Regions from separate parts of the Homo sapiens genome. Here all the other regions are linked to region 2. A link is a loop called in an ENCODE intact Hi-C map of the cell type or tissue named here. Cell type or tissue: PC-9. All regions are shown on one strand.

Region 1 (8,000 bases), 1.2 Mb after region 2:
GAGATGTCCAGGTATTAAAGAAAAGTATGTTAAAATATTAATTATAAATGAAACTTATCATGCTGCTTTATAAGTTTACATTTCTCTCCTTTAATGGAATGTAGATAGAAATATAAAAATATATGTGAGTGTATATGTATATGTATATACACATATCTTCATAAATAGGTAAACTTATAAATAGGTAAGGGAACCAGGTTAATTAAAATAAATCAAGGGGATTGCCTCTCCTTGTCCCTTGAGACTGAGCTAACCAGTCTACAGGAGCTTTAAAAAGTCAAGTGATACTTAGGTGAGGAAAATAACATTATGTCACTGTTGTCCTTTCAGGTTAGCAAACAAAAGCTGGATACCGCAAATTACATAAGTTTCAGCCAGATATCTTTGCCTGACTAAATTACAATGTTAGGGAATTTCCACTACAGTCCTGGGATGTGCCCTGCCAATACCCTGCTTCCTAATTAGACCTGTTACCTCACTTGACCTACTCTTCCTGCTACTCATATAATTCTATTTAAAAAAAAAAGAAGAAAAAGAAAAGAAATAAATGAGAGTGATTAATGATCTCGTTGGACATGTATTTACCCTTCTACTTTGCAATGTGGGGAGGCAAAGATTAACAGCCTCCTTTAAGATTTCTCCAGCTAGATCAGTCTTGTGCTCTAGGAATTTCATAATTAAAACAATATATTTGTGGAAAGAGCTGTGACTAAGAATCAGCAGAGCTGTTTCACACCTGACTCTGACAGTTAAGTCTGTCAGGTCCTCTGGGTTTCGGCTGCCTCATGTGTAACAATGTTTCTGTTACCTCAGTTTCTCTGTGTGATTTGACTTTGGAAGGTTGAGGACAATATCTAAGAGATGCCACAGGGTTTTGTTCTGTTTATTTGCGGTGGTGTTTGCTTGTCTGTCTTTAAAGCTTTAGGTTTATGTCTATGTTAAAACTGGAATTTCCCAAACAAGCAAGGCAGAGAATGGCCAAATAATCACAAACTCATTGTAATCTTATGGTATCAGTACATCTTAAGGATATCCACTCACATACAGCTATTAGCAAGTTTCAATTCTGATTAAATTCCTCTTAATAGTTGAATGTAGTCAACTTTTTGTGTCTCAATTTTTTATTATTTTAATCTAATAGATTAAATCCTAGAAAACTTTGTTTTAAAATCAAGTATTTACTCTTAAATATGTTTTAATATTTATTAAATATAAAGTCTCACACAGAGCAATTGACTTTATTGAACAGACGTTTACAAGACTAATGGAAACTTCCTATTTGAATTATTCTATGAGATTGTCAGAATAGAATCAAATTGTACTAAACATTAAAATATTCCTCTTTCAAAACCTATGTAATTTTATCTTATCAGTCTATGCCTCAAGGATGTGATGAAGATATAGGGAATCAGAATGGAGGTATGAAAGTTGTGTGGAAAGGATACAGTGGTTTTCAAAATGTAAGGTATTAGTATGTAGTTGCTGCTATTTGAGAAGGATAATTTGACTGATTTCATATAAAATGTACGATAGTAGATGAATGAAGGTTTTAGCGTAATAATAAAGGTTTTAATCGTTTTTAATAAACATAGTTTATTATAGTAACCCTGTTAGGCATATTTTGGACATATTTTAGGATTTAGCCTTGCTTTGCTTTGGTACACTTCAAATACTAAGGTGTCTATCCTCATGTTGAATAAAGGCCAAGTGAATGGTGAGCCATTGGAAAAGCAGATGATTACGCTATTCTTTAGAAGTAGGAAATCTGGCATCAGCTGTCTAAATCGGTGTTTCGCAGAGTTAATTTCATATCACATTAATTCAAACAGGTTTTCTCAACTGTGGTACTCTTGATATTTTTGGCTGGGTAATTCTTGGTTGTATAGGGCCTGTCCTGTGCATTGTAGGATGTTTAGCATCCTGCTACTAGAGGTCAATAACACCTACCCATTTGTGGCAAGAAACAAAGGCATCCAGACATTGCCAAGTGCCCCCTGGAGAAAAAATTACCTTCAGTTAAGAATTACTTTTCTAATGTTTTATCCCCACTAAATGATTTTATGATGAAATTTATATGACAAATTCAGCAATAATATGACTCTCTCTTAAAGATTCACATTTAATATTGGCATGTTAAAGATTCTGAGAATCTTATTGCAAGGACACCGATTTACTCTTGTCTAATTTAACATTTCCCAAATATTTTGATGACAGGATTATCTATATCTTAGTAATAGCCATTTCAGATTTCTATACCATGTTACAAAACACACTGGAAAATTCTGGTGAAATTGAATATCTACACAAGCATTTGATTTACTTATAAGAAACGAGAGTTCTTATTAAATGTCTGACTTATTTCTGTATTTTTTTTTTCTTTAGAAGTAGTTTCACTCTTGTCGCCCAGGCTGGAGTGCAATGCTGCAGTCTCAGCTCACTGCAACCTCCGCCTCCTGGGTTCAAGCGATTCTCCTGCCTCAGCCTCCCAAGTAGCTGGGATTAGAGGTGCCCGTCACCCCACCCAGCTAATTTTCTGTTTTTAGTAAAGACGGGATTTCACCATGGTGGTCAGGCTGGTCTTGAACTCCTGACCTCAGGTGATCCAGCCACCTCAGCCTCCCAAAGAGCTGGGATTACAGGCGTGAGCCACCATGCCCGGACTATCTTTAAGTTCTAAAAAATAATTTAACTAATAATAGACACAACATCAACCATAGTAAGCTAATGAAATTGCCTTTTAGCTCATAACATAGTAGTTTACCAAATTACATGGCAGAGATTCATCATTCCCTTTTTGAGAGAAAAGTATTAGTAGTATTCTCACTTTTATGAGTCAAATAAATAGAGTAGAAAGCAGAAATCCAAATCATATTCTCAGGAGTCCACACTTTTGGTTGCCTGCTCACCTGTCATAGTATATCTTTTGGAAGTAGCCATCTCAGCATACTGTCGCAGGTACCAGCCATGCAATTAGGATGGGATCACATTCCCCTGCTGCATCTCCAGGGGCAATTGGCCTCATCCACTCAGCTCAAACCAATTCCATATTCACAATGACTGGCTCAGTGACAAACACTTAACCCAGGCCTAAACTGCTCAGTGCTTGGCATTTGGATAACTCTTTCCGGACTGCCCACTTGACCTAAGTTGGTCTGGTCAGATAGAGGCCTAGGACTTCAGTGCCATAGTTGGGGAAAGAAAAGCCCCTTGGTCAGGTCAAGCAAGTGGTCGGATGAGCAGATAGTTAGGTTAGCAGATAAGAGGCCTGTGACTGCTGCAACCTTTTGCTGCCAAATGGAAAAGTCACCTTCATGGGAAGCCAAAACATGGAAGAGGATGGAACCAGAGAATTCCAGAGTGAGAGATGTAGCATCCCAATCGAAATGCCTAAAGCCAGATCATTTTCAGTCGTCCAATAGCTCCTTTATTGTTTTGCCCACTTTGTGTTTAGGTTTCTGTCAATTACAGTGGAAACCATTCTTATCAATACACCCGAAAAGGAAATAGTAATAAATGCCATGTCATTTCAGAAATTAGTTATCACAATAGAAAACAAAATACTTGATTTAAAATTATTTTGCAAATTTCAAACCACATTATATTATTATTATTATGCCTAACTTACATCTTCCTAAGCTAGGTCACTGTTAATCACAAACTTCAAAATAGAAGAAAAAAATCAGGTAATATGGTTAGACACAATTAGTAAGGTAACTCCAAAGGAACGCCACAGACAACTTGCTATCTACTTGTCTAGCCATAGGTACTAGCTAGAAGTAAAAAAAACAAATATCTGGAGAGAATGGCCTAGGTGTAGCTTCCTAAGGAGAGAATAGTCAGGGTGAAAAAAGAACTTAGTATGTAACATGATAAAATGTTAACAAAAATAAGCTCTCAGTTGCCTTATTTTTGATAAATAAATGAATGATTCTGTTTAATTATTTAATTTATTGTGGAGAAGTTGGAACGAAGGAAATGATTAAAATCAGTCCAAATATTTGTCTAGTTTTTCCATGGATTCTTGCAAGCTTGTTTCTCCTTTTGATTCCATATCTAAGTTCTAGTTCTTGCAAGAGACACCTTTCTATACTATTCCTGCAGCTAATTATTATAATGCAACTCACTTTCGTCTTCTGAAGTCCAGACACGTTGAAAGTATTGGATAACAAAAGATACTTCTTTAAAGACTGTCACGTGATGGTGCCATTCTAAGAGGTGCCCAAGTTGTCACTGACTAACTCCAAAGGTGAGTTACTAACCCGTGCCTTGGAGGAGCTATGAAAGAATAGTTACTAGAAGCTACAAAAGACAAGAAAAGTGGGTTCTGAATAATTCTGAACATATCTTTAATGTCTTAGGAAGAAGCTTTTGTTTACAAGGGGAAAAAACCCCAAGTAAACAGGATCTAGTGACATGGCCACCTTCGATTAGAGTCTCTAAGAGAAAGGCCTTCCTAGACTCATAATACTCCTAGAGACCTCAACAGCAATACTTTGGGGGTCTTCATTGTACAGTCGGCTGTGTATGATGTGATTCAAATATTCCCCCAGGCCTGCTTTTAATGTCCAACGAAAAAAATAGTTTCCTTACTTTGTACTTAATTTTTTTTTTCTACCTAATGGCTCTGCTTACTCATAGTTTCTGTTACCTCATAACTTTGGCAAAGCCCATCATCATGTTTCCAGGCTGATTTCTACAACATTTAACTTTGGTTCCTCCTGCTAAATGACTCAGGCTCTTAGAATTTCCTAGTTCTGATTTTCAAGAGAATCTCACTTGCTGAGCTCATCTTTTGTAAGCCAGGCCATATCACAGTTTTCTCATCAGCTTTTGGATTGGCTGCCTTTGAGTCCAGTGTCTCATTCTTGGCCTAGGTGGGAATCACTAAGGAGGTGGAAACCTGTGCACTAAAATTATTATGAAGCAGTTTTTCCTGGTAAGGAACGTAGCCATGGTGAACAAGGTATGAAACATATCTAATAGAGCTTAACTCTTGCTAATTAGTAAAGCAAACTCCCTACATCCCATTCATCCAATTCAAAAGTTGTCCCCATCTGACACATTCCATCTATCACATGCATTGTAAATACATTGATACCTTAAGAATAGGATGCTTTTGTGTCAACTCCATCTAGTGCCTCCAGAAGAAATGACAAAAGGCCACATCAAAGACTATTTAATGATATTGGAATCCACTGGGCAATGGTCAAGACTATTGGTCTGGCGGTGGCTCACACCTGTAATCCCAGCACTTTGGGAGGCTGACGCGGGCAGATCACGAGGTCAGGAGATCAAGACCATCCTGGCTAACACGGTGAAACCCCGTCTCTACTAAAAAAAAAAATACAAAAAAATTAGCCGGGCGTAGTGGCGGGCGCCTGTAGTCCCAACTACTCGGGAGACTGAGGCAGAAGAATGGCGTGAACCAGGGAGGCGGAGATTGCAGTGAGCTGAGATCGTGCCACTGCACTCCAGCCTGGGCTACAGACCGAGACTCCGTCTCAAAAAAAAAACAAAAAAAACAAAAAAAACAAAAAAAAACCCAAAAAACTATTGGTCTGAAGCTAGGCTGTCTGGCTATGAAAGTTGGCTCCAATATATAATATCAGGGAAATTACCTTAACTTCTTTATTCCTCGGTCTCCTAGTCTGTAAAATGGGTATGTTCCTCAACTACCTTTTTTAGATTTTTGAGAGGATTAAGTGAATCTATGTATCTAAAGTGCTTAGAAGAATATTTGTCACATAGAAAACTAGCTGTTATTTTAAATAGTACCATTAAAGTATATTGGGTTTTTATTTATCTCCTCTTTGCAATCTGTAAAGTAAACAAACATTGCTAAACAATTGATATACAATAGTGGGAAATAACTAGAACTGTTATAACAACCAACTTTTGCAAAAGGGAAAAATGGGACACAAACCTTTATTTCTGTACCTGATGCCATGTACCATTCACTTGCTCTTGTCCTAAACATATATTTCATTTTCTGGAATAGTTCATTACCTTGTAACATATGGTTCTCATGGCTGGTACTAAAATGTCATTTATTTTGAGATGGTAGGATATTTAAGGGGATGAGTAATTTTAAGAGGATTAACTTGCCGCCTAACATTTTTTTTTTTACAGTGAAGAAAGTCATGATGCTCCCCTTCTCCAGAAAGCACAGAATATAACTTTATTAGCTGCAACATATAGCATGAAATATCAGAATTTCATTCCAGAAGCAAAGCCATTATAATGGCCTAAGTAATTCCAATTACCCCACCATTTCCACTAGCTTAAGCCCAATTCCTGGTACAAATTTGTTTTACTTGAAGTCTTTTTGTTTACTTAAATGTTTACCCAAAGTCTTTTTATAATTAAAAAGATTCTAACTCAAGTGGCCTTAATAAAAAGAGAGCTTCTCTTAAGAATATATGTGATCCAAATCTGGAATAAGAGTGTTGATGGGAATCAAAGAAGGTCTAGGAGCCAGTTCTTATCCATATCTCTCAGAGTAAATGAGACTCTGTATCTTAATGTCTTTTTTCCCTGAGTTTCTATATATTTTAGCTTTAGTTTGCCATATTCTCCACCTTAAAGCCCCTACACGACTTCATAGCTTCTCTCTCTGTGCCTCTTTTGACCTTCAGCAATGACTACTAATGGCTTGATTTTCTCTGTACTTCTCAATTAAAATCCCGGAGAAAGTGAGTGGTACCGGCCTAGCTTATTTTATTATAATTTCTTTACAGCTAGTACATTGACTACTGTTGGTCAATATCCATTTCTGCCTAATTTTTTGTATTTATTATTTTGTGCAAGCTATGTCTTCAGGGGTGGTGAGTAGGGATATTTCACTTAGAAGCTTATGCATGGGCAGAAAGTGTTTTTTGTTGTTATTGTTGTTGTTTTTTGAGACGGACTCTTCCTCTCGTTGCCCAGGCTGGAGTGCAATGGCGTGATCTGGGCTCACTGCAACCTCTGCCTCCCGGGTTCAAACGATTCTCCTGCCTCGGCCTCCCAAGTAGCTGGAACTACAGGCACCTGCCACCATGCCTGGCTAATTTTTTGTATTTTTAGTAGAGATGGGGTTTCACCATGTTGGCCAGGCTGCTCTTGAACTCCTGACCTCAGGTGATCCACCCACCTCAGCCTCCCAAAGTGTTAGGATTACAGGCTTGAGCCACCACGCCCAGTCAAAAGTGTTTTGAATAATAGGCTAATATAATAGCCTAAGAGAAAAGCACATTTTATTCCTCAGGGCATGATACTGACCAACAGATTTGGAGGACCATAAAGAAAACTTCATTTTCAGTGATGTCAATTTGGTAGCTTGAAATCACCCCAGTGGAAATATCTTCTCCTTGGGAAACCAGCAAACTCAACAAATCGGGGCTTCCCCACTCTGTGCCCCACCCTCACTCTTTCACTCTATAGCTGGTTCATCCACACACTACTGCCTCTTACCTTTCAATGACCTTGGCCATGCACCAATACCTGAGTCTATTGCTGTGATGGGAGAGTGGATTAAACAGGTTGCACAGGCCTGAGTAGCTCATTCATTACAGCTTTCCAATACAGCTTTTTCCATACATTTATTACATATGAGACAAATCAGAATGTACAAGCTTTTTAAATTCTTCTCTAGACTGTTAATTCTTACAAAATAAGAATGGCACTCTGAATTTTATTACCGTTATTGAATATAATTCAGCGTTAATAATAAATAGAGCACTCAATCTTATAATTATTTAGAAATTACCCCAAATGCTCCAAAATTAGGTTGTGTGTTTGTGTCTGTGTGCATATTTAACTAAAAAGCAAATATGATAGCATTCAGCAGTTGTAGCTTATTCATATCTGTACAATAAGGCCCTGTTGGTTTGCCCCAAATCATGTGAGCTCCTTTAAAAACACTCTTGTTAAAGTGAGCATAATATGGAGAGACTCAGCAACACTCGCTTATACATCTCTTACAGATACCTGTGTAATCATCAGAAGGTCAGCCTGACCAT
Region 2 (8,000 bases):
CACTTTGGGAGGCCGAGGCGGGAGGATCACGAGGTCAGGAGATCGAGACCATCCTGGCTAACAGGGTGAAACCCCGTCTCTACTAAAAAAAAATAGAAAAAAATTAGCCGGGCGTAGTGGCTGGCGCCTGTAGTCCCAGCTACTTGGGAGGCTGAGGCAGGAGAATGGCGTGAACCCGGGGGGCGGAGCTTGCAGTGAGCCGAAATCGCGCCACTGCACTCCAGCCTGGGTGACAGAGAGAGACTCCATCTCAAAAAAAAAAAAGAAAGAAAGAAAGAAAAAAAAAAACTGGGGACCAAGGCAAATAGTCTTGAGGCCTACTAACATAAAAGAATAATCAGAGTCTTGTGTAGTGATGCCTGCCTTTACTCCCAGCTACTAGGGAGGCTGAGGTGGGAGAATTGCTTGAGCCCAGGAGTTTGAGGCTACAGCGTGAATATAATCGCCACTGCCCTCCGGCCTGGGCAATACTAATGAGACCTTGTCTTTAAAAAAAATGTTCAAGAAGGGCTTTTGACTGGGTCTCTTTTTCTGCCTCTGCTGTCCATGTCTCAGCATAATGTTTTAGTTTGAAATGGGATTGCTCTTTTTTTTTTTTGCCTTCATCAACTGTTTTTCTATCTCGTGTGGTTTTCCTTGTTAGAGGTGGATGCTGGGGCTTTGAAACCAGTCTGCTGAGTGGTTTCTAATATTACTGTTAGGCATGGGAAAAGGAAATCTGAGGGATGTGAATTTGGATCACTGACCTGGCAGGTTGTCAGTTTTCTCAGGGTGACGTAGTTTCTTGCTTAGGTGCCATCAGCGAAGGTTAAGAAAGTCCTCTCACTTCCATCCCTCATGAAGGAACTCAGGAGGTGATTACAAAACAGTGTTGCTGAATCTCACCGCAATTAGTGCAAGGGTAGAACATGTCTCCAGGTTATGATCATGGCTCCTTCCTCTCTTTGCTCTCCATGATCAGATTTCCCCCTCTATTGCTTTGTTTTGATGGGTATTTTACAGGAACCCGGGAGAGAACAGTCTCAGGATATGTACTATGGTACCATTTCACCTCCAATTTAGAATATTTTAATAAGTGATGATTTTACAGATTTGCAACTTGTGATCATTTATTCATTGATAGAGAATGCTAGCCAATTAAAAACAGCAACTTTCCTAGTGTCTTAGAGTTTGAAATTTCACGTGAAGGAAATATAAAATTAGGAAGTATCTAATAAATAGTTGAAGGTCTTTTAGTTTGACATCAACTTTTAAGTGTATCAATTATTTTATTGTAGAGGATTTGCTCATCCTTTTGTGTACTATTAATATTAAATATCCCACTTTGGACTAGATGAAAATAATTATTTTACAACATTATTAATACCTTAGTTTAAAACATAGAGTATGTAAAGAAATGTGTGATGATAAACCATTTTGTAATTTATTTATTTATTTAATTTTTGAGGCAGAGTTTCGCTCTTGTTGCCTAGGCTGGAGTGCAATGGCACGATCTAGGCTCACCGCAACCTCTGCCTCCAGGGTTCAAGCGATTCTCCTGCCTCAGCCTCCTGAGTACCTGGGATTACGGGCATGCGCCACCACGCCTGGCTAATTTTTGTATTTTTAATAGAAACGGGGTTTCTCCATGTTGGTCAGGCTGGTCTCGAACTCCTGACCTCAGGTGATCCATCCACCTCGGCCTCCCAAAGTTCTGGGATTACAGGCATGAGCCACCGTGCTGGGCCCCGTTTTGTAATTTAGACCTTCACTAAGTTATACTGTCTTCCCTCACCCGATTGCCCTGAACTAGTACCATTGTAATCTCTGTTCCAACCGTAGAGACAGTTTGCAGAATTTTCAGGGCTGAGCCGCAGTTCTGGCCCAGGTTCCTGTGGATGCTGAGGTTTCCGCTGACTTCCAAGATAGCACGGAGGTGGGGGCGTTGTGTCCTATGCTGCGTTCAAAAGCTGAGCTTCCGTTGCCTTAGCATTTCGCTAATGGCAGCTGTGCTGTGTGTCTTTATTGCAGGTGCTTTTTCCTGATATTTGTTTGAGCTGTTGGTGTTCAGCCTTGGTCATTTAGATTCTTCTTATCTCCCTGTTATCATGGTGTTTAGTTTAGTGTGTGTTTTTTTGTTTTGTTTTTGTTTTTTGTTTTTGTTTTTTTTGAGATGGAGTCTCACTCTGTCATCCAGGCTGGAGTGCAACCTCAGCTCACTGCAACCTCTGCCTTTTGGCTTCAAGTGATTCTTCTGCCTCAGCCTCCTAAGTAGCTGGGTCTACAGGTGTGCACCACTATACCCGGCTAACTTTAGTATTTTTAGTAGAGATGGGGTTTCGCCATGTTGGCCAGGCTGGTCTTGAACTTCTGACCTCAAGTGATTCACCCACTTCAGCCTCCCAAAGTGCTGGGATTACAGGTGTGAGCCACCACGCCCACCCCTCTTTTTTTTCTTTTTCAAATATTCTTTCTTTTCCTCATAGCTGCACTTTGTAATGCATAGGGTTAATAAATTGTTATTAGATCTCCCTGGCCAAGCTTAGAATAGAGCAAAGAGTCACTGAGAGCTAGATGTGTAGACAGGGGCCTTGAAAGTTTTGGTGATTTGCTCAAGGTAACCCAGCGGGTGGGTGGTAACAGAGCTGAGACTGCTGGGAGCTCCTTTTCAGTGATGCTTAACCATGTCTCCCTTCTGCTGCCTGTAGCTGTTTCTGTGTCTGGACTTGTAATCATAGGTGGATTCATATGACACCTCTCTAACTGCACCAAGAACAGGAATGTCCACCCTCCTTGAAGGATATGAGTTCTAATGTGGATTCTTGGTCTTCTTTGGGGGCTCTTCTTATGTTTAATGCACTTGTTGCAGCATATACTGAGAGTCTGTGAAATGTTTTCAGATGTAAACTATTGAATCATTTCAAGTATTTGTATTCATTAGTACTCATAGCACAAATGCCATTCCTGTCCCTTAAAGTGTGCAAAGCATGGGTGTTTGAGGGCTTGGCAACCAACGTGTGGGCACCTCTATTTTGAAATCGGTTTTGTTTGCAATTAACAAAGGTTAACAAAAAAGTCCTTTTGGGAAGTTTGGCCGAGGTCCTAGAATTTGTACATACCTTTGCAATGTGCTCATACTCTGTGGCACATCTAGGATCCTCAGCCCCTTGTTCTTCGCTTTTTCAGTTGACCAAGTTAAATATTAAAGGAAGAGGATTTCTTTCTTGCTACCAGGGGATTTTATCATGGTAAAAGGCTTTTAAATAATTTTTTAAAGTTGTGATAAAATACACATAACATAAAATTTGCCATTCGAACCATTTTTAAGCATACGGTTCAGTGGTGTTAAGTATATTCACATCATTGTGCAACCATCACCACCATCCATCTCCAGAACCCTTTTCATCTTGCAAGACTGCAACTGGGCGTGGCAAAATATTTTGTATGTACAAATAAATCTTTAAAGCTGAAACAGGCCAGGCACGGTGGCTCACGCCTGTAATCCCAGCTCTTTGGGAGACTGAGGCAGGTGGATCACGAGGTCAGGAGTTCGAGAGCAGCCTGGCCAATATGGTGAAACCCCGTCTCTACTAAAAATACAGAAATTAGCTGGGCGTGGTGGCATGCGCCTGTAGTCCCAGCTGCTCCGCAGCCTGAGGCAGGAGAATCGCTTGAACTTGGGAGGCGGAGGTTGCAGTGAGCCGAGATCACATCACTGCACTCCAGCCTGGGCTACAGAGTGAGACTCCATCAAAAAAAAAAAAAGGCTGAAACAATAAAGTTCTTATGGTAGAAGGTGCAGTAGTGACATATCTCTAATTCAATTTATATTTTCTGTTTCTTTAACATTTCAACATCTTCAAGTAACATTTATATAGTGTTTTCTTATATTCTCATTGAAGATTCAAAACTCATGTGGGATAGGCATTAATATTCCCATTTTATAAATGAGGAATTTGAAGTAGTAACAGAAAAAAGGTAATGAACAAATCAGGACTCCAGCTTAGTGCTGTGGGCTCTAAATCCTTTTCTGTCTCCATTCTACTGTGCTTCAAAAGGCTGTGACTAATGTTTTCTTTATCTATCTATCTACCTAGCTAGCTGGCTGGCTGGCTATTTAGCTAGCGATCTCTTTATTTTGTGGGGATGGAGCAGGCATTGAGGGAGGCTTTCTGGAGTTTTGTTTTAAATTCTGGGTCTTGCCCTGACAACAGACAGTTGTGTTCATAACCTTGGGCATCTCATCGGATCAGGGATTATGGTGCTTTGCCTAAACACTTAGTAGATGCAGCAGCTGTCTATTCAAATACTACTTTAAAAAATGCCTGGAATTGTATTTAAATTGCTTCAATTTTTCACTAATTAAATTGTAGATTGTTTCTCCTGGGGATTTTGCACTAGGCCGAGTTTCCTCAATTGTTGGTGTTGGACAATGACAAAATAAATCTTTTGCATTGTAGCTTAGTAAAAAATCCTGCTGAATGGGCTAAATAAGTCCACAGTCATCCCATAAGAGACTTATTTTTTAAAAAAACAATTTTTTTTTTTTTTGGTAAGACCAGGCATGGACAGATATTGGGCTTTTGTTTGTTTTTATTTCTGTACTTTGATTCTGGTGCTTAAAATACCTGGAGGGGTCACAGACACAACGGAGGCCCATGTCTTCTATTGAATGTGTCAGCTTCCTTGGTCTGCATGGGTTTTACCAAGAACTGTACAATGGAATTCAAATATTTTAAAACCACATGTGTGTTTCTCACATGGCTGCTACAGTTTAAATCTTTTGTCAGCCTGTTCAAGGGGTTAGATGTAGCAACCAGTTTGCCCTAGGACTTTCTCTAGAGTCCTTATAAATGGTCATCTTGCTATAGCATTTACAAAGCATTTCTCTATGTGCTGTTTTCATTCACAGAGAGGAGGAGAAAACAAAATTGGGAAAAGGAAAGAACTTAGAAGGGCTCAGTGTCCCTGCAGAGCAGGAGCTTGTAACAATATGCCCTTGATATTTTTAAACAAAAATGCTTGCTTGCTCTTAAAATGCAAATTGTTTCCATTCCCCTAAAAAAAATGCACAATTTCATGCTAATGTTCACCTCTCTATCCACAGATAATTAAGACTTTGCTCTCAGAATAAATAAGTACCTAACACTTACGAGCACTGGCTTTGGGGCAGCCAGTGTCTATGCTAAACCTTTCACATGCACGAACCTATTTAATACTCACAACGTAGTGAGGAAGGTGGTATTCTCCCCATTTTACAGACAGGAAAAAGAAGTTCAGGGAGGGGGTTAAGAGACCTGCTCAGATGTCTCACTGATAATAAGTGGCAGATCTGGGATTGGGTCCTTTCTGTGATATAAGTGCTCAGGGTTTTTAAAAAGCAACAGGGTTTTTTTTAAGGGTTGTTGCTGATATTAACAATTTTCAGATATGAGAACCAATGTGGAAGCAACTCAGCATATGGATGTTATAGCCAATCTCAGATAAAATGTAAGAGGCAAGTTCTGCTCAACAATGTGCTAACATCGGCAGAGCTGAAGTGGGGAGCTGGAGAGGTACCAAAATATTGGATAGGAAACCGAATGCTTTTTCAAATCAAGTACCTCTGAGTGACCCTAGACAGTTGGTGAGAAAGAGTTTGTCACCAACATAAATAATTGGAAAGAAGTGTTAGATGCGTTTGAAGCAACCCAGAGATTCCCTTGTGAAGCTGTTGAGAAGAGACTAGAGTGTGAAGAAAAGAAGCTTGCTTGGTGTCCAAGATAAAATAAGGGATGGATCTTAGCACTACAGATGGAAACTACAGCAGCAAATAACAGAACCAGAAGAGATACTTTTCTATCTGGATTTATGCAGAAAGGATGTCAGGTAACTACTGATGAAAGCAAATAAATCCCCAGTGGCTATAGTATCAGATAAAAATGCAGGACACATTTAAAATGGGCTCTCCACATACAAATTCCTCTTTTGAGACAACCTGTACCATATAAAATTTTATTTTATTTTATTTTATTTATTTTTTGAGACAGAGTTTCACTCTTGTGGCCCAGGCTGGAGTGCAGTGGCGCTATCTCGGCTCACCACAACCTCTGCCTCCCGGGTTCAAGTGATTCTCCTGCCTCAGCCTCCCGAGTAGCTGGGATTACAGGCATGCGCCACCATGGCCGGCTAATTTTGTATTTTTAGTAGAGACGAGGTTTCTCCATGTTGGTCAGGCTGGTCTCAAACTCCTGACCTCAGGTGATCCGCCCCCCTTGGCCTCCCAAAGTGTTGGCATTACAGGCGTGAGCCACCGCGCCCAGCTACCATATAAATTACATTGTAGGTAAAGGTCTGTGGTAGCCTTATATATTTAATTCATTTAAAACAAACCCAAGTACGTCTTTCCACAGACTCTCACACCACATTATTATTCAGCATACATTCTCCTTATTAATTTTTGGAATTAAGTATAGTTATTATGTTCTTAAAATTGTTTCCTGGCTGGCCGCGGTGGCTCACGCCTGTAATCTCAGCACTTTGGGAGGCCGAGGCGGGTGGATCACTTGAGGTCAGGAGTTTGAGATCAGCCTGTTCAACACGGTGAAACCTTGTCTCTACTAAAAATACAAAAATTAGCTGGGCGTAGTGGTGGGTGCCTTTAATCCCAGCTACTTGGGAGGCTGAGGCAGGAGAATCACTTGAACCAGGGAGGCGGAGGTTTCAATGAGCTGAGATCACGCCACTGCACTCCAGCCTGGGCGACAGAGTAAGACTCTGTCTCAAAAAAAAAAATTGTTTCCCAATGTTAGTTTTAGAAGATTATATAGCAGATGCCATGCTGAGGTAGTTCAGGAACCGTTTGTAAGGTAGTGATGAAATTCGGAGCTGGAGGGTGACTTACAGGTCAGTGAGAATAAAATGTTGCTGCTTATTTCTGAATGTCAAGTTACAATGACCTACTTTTTTTTTCTCATCTTCTTCATGATCCAAGTTTTCCAGGCATAAAATATTTGGAGGTGTTTTTTTCTCTTTCTTTGCTACTTCTCCTATGGTCATTGTGTTTCTTGCACTGGTCTGGCAAGGTAGACCTTTTAATCATATTTTAAGTTAAAAGATGTGGTAAAAGATTTTGAAACATTTAACAGGTTTTATTGGACAAATAGAAATTGTGTCACATTTGTGTACAAAAATGTTTCACTAAAATTAGGATTTCATTTAGGTCTATGTGTTTCTGTGGGGATGTGTGTGTGTGTGTCTGTCTCATAGCCTCTTCTGAAAATTTCTTGAAAGCAATAGAATGTTACCCCAAAAGGAAAAAAAAAACCCATATATTCACTTGCACATTAGATTTTTTTCATACAATTTCAAATGGTGGATTCATCCTTGAACTCCTGCTTATGAATCCTTTGTTCTGAAATATCACAGGCCATTTTGGATATACTTGGCTTTGGGTAGTGATTATTTGTGTAGTCTCCAGAGAAAGGTGGATGTTTGAAGTTGTATGACTTAGCAGGAAATTTCTAGATTTCAAGTGTAAGAGAAAATAAATCTTTTGCAAACCACGGGCCATACCTTGTATAAGGGAGAGAGACAACTTGAGTTTGAGGGTATTATGGAGATTTTGGATTGGAGGGAAATGGGGCTAGCGAAATATTAGAAAGCATAATTAATGGCTTTAGTGGTTTTTTAAAAACTTGGAACATACAATAACAAATGCAATGAAGACAAACGGTGGTAAATATTTACAGTTACACTAGACCTTAAAGGCAGGGATCATGTCCTAGTGGTGTGTGATTTGGGAGCTCATACCTGGGAGTCAGTAATTGGCTGTGAGAGTGGAAGAGGCCAGTCCTCATTAGAGACCTTCTGGGAGGAGATGAGTTCTGGGCCAGAGCTTCATCTTGAAGCTTGTTAGATTTTTTTTTTTTTGAGATGGCATCTCGCTGTCACCAGGCTGGAGTGCAGTGGTGTGATCTCGGCTCACTGCAACCTCTGCCTCCCAGATTCAAGCAATTCTCTGCCTCAGCCACCTGAGTAGC
Region 3 (8,000 bases), 490 kb after region 2:
TAAGCATCGACAGCTTCTATTCAACTGATGTATCTCAGAACACAAAAGAGTACTTGCTGTTTCGGGAAATTTGGTTCCTGTCTCCTTCTCTGATCTGAATTGTTATGTTGATAAATTTGCCATATTCTGCTGAAGAACAAATTCTGGCATCTTCACTGAGGAATCAGTGTCTGCCTCTAATACTTCTTTCTGTGAAATCCTGACCTGAAGTCTCCTCTATCATCCCAAAGATTTAAAAAAGATTAAAGGTGAGGCATGGGTTTCTCTGGCCTGCTTTGGTAAATTTATGTGCTCACATAACTCATTAATTGTTTAGGTTTAATTCAAGACAAATACCTGCACGTTTATGTTTGACACTAGTATTTATCAAATCCCAAAGCTGATCTGAACCCTAAACAAACCATATTCTTGGCAGCTCCTCCAAATAACACACATAGCAAATATATTGACATCAGTTGTACTTTAAAATGTCAACTCTGCTTTTCCTTTTCTCATGGTGCTAATAAAAGATTTTATTTAAAAACGCTAAACTTGGGAATGAATGCCAAATTCCTCTCTTACCATTCAGTAGGTCTTTTCCTGTTTTAGGTGTAGGCTATGGATTATTTCATTTGACCTTCTTGCTGTTTACCTGGTTATAATATGTGAAAATACAAAATTTAAAGTCTCCATTATGCTATGGGAACGTAAAACTTTTTTATTTTTTAAGAGAATCTGTAAATATGTACATTTCAGAGCTACCACAACTAGAATTATCTTTACTGTTAATTAATTAATCAAAAATATGGTGGACATTATTAACAATAAGCCCTGAAGCAACATTTTTGGAAATGACCTAAAAGAATTGCTGGACTGTCATTCAAAGTTCAATAAAAATGCCTTATAGGAACTTTTCTCTTGGACTAACACGTCATGATGGAGTTGAACAAGCAGTAGATTAACATCTGAACACCAATTTTAAATTACAGTGTTGTGTGATATTAATAGAGTGATTGTAATTAAGTAACTAGGCCTCCTTTGATCTTGTTTGCCTTATCTGTTAAATAATCTACTCTTACCATCACCATCACTAATGATAAAAACATTTAAAATATTGCTACTTGTGCTAGGCAGAATCATGGCCTCAAAGATGTCTATGACTTAGTCTCTGGAACCTGTAACTATGTTAGCTCACATGGTACAACGGACTTTTCAGAGGTGATTAAATTAAAAATCTTGACATGGGGAGATTATCCAGGATTGCCTGGGAGAATGGGCATTGTAATCACTTGGGTTCTTAAAAGTGAAAGAGGGAGGGAGGGAGGGAGGGAGGGAGGGAGGGAGGGGATATGAGAATAGAAGCAGAGTCAGAGTGATGCAGCTTAAGAAACACCTGACTGTATATTGCTGCCTGGCTTCGAAGGTGGAAGGGACCATGAGCTAAGGAATGGAGGTGGCGTCTAGAAGCTGGAAGAGGCAAGCACACAGATTCTCCCCTAGAGCCTCTGGAAGGAAGGCACACCTGCCAACACCTTGATTTTAGTCCAGTGAGACCTGTTTTGGACTTCGACTTCTGACAATGTAATACAATCAATTTGTGTTGTTTTAAGCCACTAAGTTTGTGGTAATTTGTTGTTGCAGTAATAAGAAACGAATACACTACTTCATTAGATTACTGTAATGATTCCAAAATTTAATAGATTATGAGAAAGCACTTTGTAAACTGAAGTACGATAGAAATGTTAATTATTATTGATAAAATTAAAGTAGGTTCTAACAACTCTAATTAGAAGGATGAGGTCTGTTTCAAATAAAATCCAGATTAGAGATGGGCTAGTGAGTCTTTGCCATTTTCATAAACTTTCATAGGGATCCTCCCCAAAATGAATTAACAGAACTATTAAAAGCAACCCCTCTGGGACCAATCTGAAATTAATTTTTCAGCTTTATCGCTGAAACATTCTCTAAACCATAAATTAATAGGAAGCAATAATTCTCCCCTGAGCAGAGCAAATGCTTAAGTTGCAGGTCCACTGGTATAGCACACAAGCGGCCTGAGGATAAATCCATCTTTGGTGGTGGAAAATTCTTAAGTCAAAGAAAAATATATTATATGTCATAGCCCACTGTAGTGTAATTCTAATGGTAAGTTATTTTTCAGTTTTGTAGCCTGCATACATATATAGAGGAAACATCTTCCAGCTCAAGAAAGAACTCTGTTCTCGCCTTCTCCCTTCTAATCTCAGTCACTAGTTGTTACCATTAATTAACCCTCATGAGAAAAACCTGATGACATCGTTTATTGGCAACAGACTATAATGATATTCCAATTGAAACAAATTAATAGGGGTGATCCCTTTTTAGCCAGCAGTTTCCTATTTTTTGTACCTGAAAACTATTTTGTATTCAGGAACAATAATATTTAAAATTTAAGTCAACTGATATGTTTGTTTTAAGCTATTTACTTATTTAGCATTGTGTAGAAAATTAATTGGCTAAAAATCTTCACTGTTATTCTAGATATCTTGTTATCAAAAGGAACACTTCTGTATTCTCAAAATTATTAGTTTGTCCTTGCAGTGATTTTCAAAAGCATATCGATGGTTGAAATTAAAACTAATTTGTCTATTACAGACATGACCTTGGTTTCAAACAGGTTCTGATAAATCTAGCCAGTGCAGCACAAACGGGAAAAAAAAAAGACATTGGAAAGAACATGGCTTAGCTACTGAACATTGTAGGGACACTGAGTCTATAATTTCACTCTGGACCTTGAATGAAAACATGTTTCATTTAAATTTATTGCTACACAAAATTATTTTAATCTGGCAATTACGTAACAAAAAACTCCAGGGGAAATTTGAGCCACTAGACTTCTGGTAGTTGTAGTCGTTTACAAAAAGAGAGGACTGGAATGATACTAGGGTGAACGTGCAGTTCTGCCTCCAGGACTTAAAGGATGCCAGGGGAATATGGATTTTATTTATAAGGAATTCTCCTTGGGCCCAAACCTAAAACAGTCGGGTGTGGCATGCATTTTAGCAGCACGATGCGAACAGAAAATGAACAGAATTTTGGTTTGCTTTGGTGTATTTAGTTTTTTGGACTTTGTCCAATAAAACTAAATGATTTTTTTTTTTTTTGCATTTGTAACTCTTGTCCTAAACTGCAACAGCTTTTGCAAAAAGTAGATTGGCACCTACAGTTGACTTGCCAGTGGAAGTTCTTGGACACCTTTCTACAAGAATGCAGTCCCCTCTGACCATTGGATTCATCTTACTCTACCCTAGGGGGCCTAGGAAACTTCAGGCTTTCCAGTGCCTAGACGGAGCATCCCTGCTTCCTAGTATCAGCTTCCTTCACTGTGTAGCTGCCTTAGAACCAAGCTAAGCACAGGAATGCCTCTGCGGAGGCAGCCTTGCGTGGCACCAGGGAATGTTGCTTTGTTTATTCATACTCCATCTCCTAAATTTTTTTTTTTCCCCAGACAGGGTCTCAGCGCAATCAAGGCTCGCTACAGCCTCAACCTCCTGGGCTCAAGCAATCCTCCCGCCTCAATCACCCAAGTAGCTGGAACTACAGGCATGCGCCACCACATCCGGCTTTTTTTTTTTTTTTTTTTTTTTTTGGTAGAGATGGGGTCTTTCTGTGTTGCCTAGGCTGATCGCAAGCTCCTGGGCTCAAGTGATCCTCCCATCTTGGCTCCCAGACTGCTAGGATTACAGGCACGAGACACTGTGCCCAGGCCCAAATTCTGTACTTCTCCCAGCTATTGTGAAGCCTCCGACATGGTCTGTTCTGATTCTGTCACCTTTCTCTTCCTTCTCAAGCCCCAGTAGGGGCCTTGCCTCTCCAGCGTACCCTGCTTTTGGAGATCTTGCCTCCATGTTTCCATTATTGATGGAGGGACCGTGGCAGGACTTTGCTTTCCAATGTCACTATTATGTCAGCAGGCTAGCCCTGAACCCCACACAGTAAGACCCCTTATGTGAGGGTTTTACACCTACTTGATCTTATTCCTCTTTCCAGGTGAGCACCACACACTGACCTAGCTAGGCTCAGGGTAAGGTAGCTCTTGCTCATTTTGGCCAGGTATTTAATTACGTGACATTCACAGTGTGCCTTTCTACTTATCTTTTTATCCTTTTCAGTTCAAGAAACGTGGCTATACCAACTTGCCACAGTGCCCATCCCACTTTGTAGAAGACTTTGATATCTGACTCACAGAGAAACTCCTGCCAGGAGTTTATATTGTGTGCAGCTGATTCAGGCAGTAACTTCCACTCAGCGAGGGGGTCCATTTACAAAAAATTACTTCTCTTCCTTTTATGCCCAGTATGGTTCTTAAAATCAACCAGACCTATCTTTCACCAGCACGACTTGGTTCTTTTAAACCACAGTATTTCTGCTTCTTCTAGTTGGAAAACTTTAATATGAGATTGAAGATATGATTTGCTTTCTGGATTGTTGTATGCTACTAAAACCGAAGAAAGAGAAGGAAAAATGGATGAATCGACGGACCATATCACCCTGGCACCTATATCAGCTCAAAAACTGAAGGAAATACCCCTTTCCTGCCCTCTCTTTGACTAATGCTATAGACTCTGAGTCAGTAGTTCCTGGTGGGACCTGAGAGTCCACATTCCTGATGAGCTCCAGGTGTTCCCATGCTGCTGCCCCTCTGACCACACTTAGAATAAGAAGGCTTGAAATGAAATCTGAGAAATCAGCCTCTTGATTCCAATTTTAAACATGCAATTGATTCTTGTAATTTTTCATTCTTGTCAAAATGCATACCAGTAAGTTTGTAATCAGTATTGGCATGCTTAAAAGAATTTAAGACTTGTTATATTTGTCATTTTAATTTATTTAAACTTTAAAGATTTGTTCAGAACTTGGAAAGATTTTGCTTAAGCTCATAAATTTACCCACTCAGGCATATGAGATAGGGTACTTTGATTTATAAATGAAGTTTAAAATTAAGGGAATTTAATTAAGTTTTCAAAATGAGATTGGTTGTTTTAAGGGGAATTTACTTTGTGTAACTTGAGTTCATCAAACGCTAATCCAAGTTCCCTGCAAAACCTGTTCTGTTTTATATAACATTTACTCGTTTTAGAAATAGATGAGATTTGCAAATTGAACCTAAAGACTTAAGGCAAATTATGTATCTTTTTATACTTTAATAAAGAAAAATAAAATAAATTTGAAACACAAATAACTCTAACTGGCCCTTTTTATGTAAAAAGAAGTCCTTGAATAAAATTTACCTTGACAGCACTAGCAATTCCGCAACTCTGGCGTGTGTCTTTGAAAATGTCTTATTTCCTCTGCGTTGCCCAGCCTCCTCTCTTGATGGTTCTGCTGGGGGTGGTGGGGAGCGGTTGGAGCGGGGGAACACACATCTGGGAATACTTTTCTACCTCATTCAGGGCATCTAGCTGACTCCTTAGTGGGCGGGCTTCCTAATGGATTCCTGGGGCTTCTGCACAGTCTTTTTCTACTGGTAAATCTGAACTCCTCCCCCAGCTAGTGTCTTGCTCCTCCTCTTCCCTTCCTCCCTCCTCCTTTCCCCACCCCCATTCCCCTATCCTCACAGCTTTCCCCGCAAACTCTTCAGTCTTTTAAATCTCTTACACCTGTCTCCTGCCTCCCACCATGCCCCTTGCAGGCACCTACTTCCTTTTGTCCTTAGTTCTTTGGTCCAGTTTCAGTTCCATCTGGTATTCCATGGTGGAGACAGCAGGAGATTTAGATTCATGAGGTTTTAAGAATGGGATTAAGAAAGACGAAACATCTATAAGACAAATAAGAATTTAAGTAAATCCTTTATTGAACTAAAAACATTCTTTGACTCGTTTTTGTGAATTAAGTTGCGTTACAAAAACAATCTCCTTCCGTTATCCTAACTTGAATATTGGCCTAGCCTCCAAATAGAGGAGCAGAAGTACAGCCCTTGGAAAACAGATTGGGTGGGGTATGTAATCCTGCAGCCTCTAAAGAGAGCACTTCCATCTGGCATTCCAATAGAGTAAATCAGAATTTTCCTTGCCTTTTATTTCTGCATGTCAGTTTCTTCATTCTCCAACCTGTCCCTCCCTCCCTCTCAAGAAAATGAGCTCTACGCTAAGCCCTACCCAAAGCCAACCAAGCCATTTTCTCCTTATTTTCCTCTGTTTCCTTCTCCTTGAAACCATAGTAGAGGCCCCCATCTAATCTCCAGGTGACCATACTCTGTAATCAACATGCTTGCTGAAGCCTGAGATCTGGGATGCTCATCAAGTGGAGGCCCTTCTTCCCACCTCTCCTCCTGTGCTTAACTCCCTGGTTTCCTGGTTTGCCTTTCAATTTCCTGCTGGAATCAGACCCTTGTCCTGGACCTCACAATGATTAGCAGCTTGTTTGGCCTTTGAAAGGCCCAGCGCCAGGTTAATAAACCACGACTTAGAAAGAAATCCCAATAGCTGGATACTCCACATCTGCTTCCAACTAATTAGCCTCTTAGATTGGAGACATACGATCTGCCTGCATGGTAAGGGGAGATTTCTGGTCTTGTGTTACCAGCACCTGGAGGGTACCTTCTGGATGTACATATCAGCCCTGATTGAAACCCAAGGTCCCTCATCTCCTTGAACTTTATTATTTCAACTGCTGGTTTTACTCTTGAGAGTAAGCCCTGCCACCTGGTTAGTTTCCCCAGCTCTTGACCCTTCCATTCCCCACTGTCATTACTCTTCCTGCGGCCCTGCTTGAGCTCCAAGTGTGCAGAGAGGTCACATGAGTTATTGCCTTGCATATCCGCAGTTCAATTGTAATCGATGTTCATAGGAATGTCCCTAAGTCACCATAGGAGCTAAAGGTGCCTTCTAAATCATCAAGGAAAGAATAAATTATGTTTAGTAAGGTTTTATTATTCCCATATTTTCATTCTTTAAAGCCTGGTAATCCACTAAGGAAATATGGCTAACTCTGTATTAATCAGATTCATCAACAGCCCATTTCTGAGTAGCTTAAGATTTAATGCCTTTGGAAAGATCTAGATGATTGAATGTTTCATTAATATCCAGATATTTGATGTCATGTACACACATTTCAGACAGTTTAGTATAAAGAGAAGGTCATTTCTAGCAGATGAGCCCGCAGTGCCTTGGCTTCTTATGCCAACAGTCTCCACTACCTGCTAATTGTTTTGTTGCAGTCTCATCTAACCTTCTGGGTGAATTCCCTTCATTCTTTGAGAATTTAGCACCCAGTTCACCATCTTTCCCTCATGTGTTACTCCTTGATAACTCTTAAGGAGAAATTGTGGCAGCCAGACACACTCCCCATGTTACTGGACATGGTACAGGTAGTGAGGGCTGTATGACTGGTTCCAGGCAATGATATGGTGAGTGGAAATAATGAGTATCATTGCTGAGGCAAAGTATTTAAGAGTCCATGTGCCATCTCTATTCTCTTGCTTCCCTTTCAACAGTGACTATAGATGCCACATGTTGAGATGCAGAGCCCAAAACTGACTCCTTAAGTCACTCAGTGGAGAGACCAGCCTTGGAGAGTTGCTGAGCTTCAACTTTGCATGCATTAGAAACGTGGGGGCTTGTGACCACTGAAACACTGAGGTTGTTACTGCAATATAGCGTCACCTCTCTTAACGTGTACATACATGTAGTTGATCCTGTCAATACCATGAACTGTTAGTTCCTTGACTTCTCCTTCAGTGATTTTGTCTCTCAACTTACTTTAGCCATCCATTCCCTTGGTTATATATTGGTTGCTACTGATAACTGTACCCCTTGTGTAAACTAAATCTTGAGTAGCCCTCTTTCCAAATACCATCCCCTATATTTCCAATTTATTTCTGCTAGTATCTCAACTTCAACAATTCTGCAGACTCTAGTTTTTGCTTTTCCTCAGAACACACATCCTTATTTTTCTCTGTACACAGCTTAGCTTCCATAGTTTAGCACTGTAACCATTTTTGTGCACACAACCTCAAGTACTTTGCCCTCTCTCTCTTCTTG

Evidence for each region. Hi-C counts contacts between places; a loop is a spot of excess contacts. Peaks named below come from ENCODE experiments on the same cell type or tissue, not always from the same donor. Only the 100,000 strongest peaks of a DNase experiment are listed, where the experiment ranks them.
Region 1: a loop joins it to region 2, with 4 times the contacts of the local background. A loop is called at or near these places in 2 of 110 quality-filtered maps.
Region 3: it touches region 2 in a loop (5-fold over the local background); 3 of 110 quality-filtered maps call a loop at or near these places.

What each region holds. Positions count from the first base shown.
Region 1 is chr6:22,887,940-22,895,939 of GRCh38, forward strand. No RefSeq gene overlaps it. Among named protein-coding and RNA genes, the nearest start is that of LINC03005, 170 kb to the left of the region's middle. In PC-9, no CTCF peak of the experiment used is centred here; DNase peaks (open chromatin) are centred at 382 and 4,732; H3K27ac peaks cover 2,916 bases.
Region 2 is chr6:21,728,840-21,736,839 of GRCh38, forward strand. The region is part of intron 2 of CASC15 (cancer susceptibility 15); the gene reads left to right. Among named protein-coding and RNA genes, the nearest start is that of CASC15, 66 kb to the left of the region's middle. In PC-9, no CTCF peak of the experiment used is centred here; DNase peaks (open chromatin) are centred at 3,022 and 6,812; H3K27ac peaks cover 2,563 bases.
Region 3 is chr6:22,217,196-22,225,195 of GRCh38, forward strand. No RefSeq gene overlaps it. Among named protein-coding and RNA genes, the nearest start is that of NBAT1, 74 kb to the left of the region's middle. RefSeq lists enhancers at 4,009-4,857, 5,719-6,220. In PC-9, no CTCF peak of the experiment used is centred here; DNase peaks (open chromatin) are centred at 4,176 and 4,636; H3K4me3 peaks cover 2,370 bases; H3K27ac peaks cover 2,953 bases.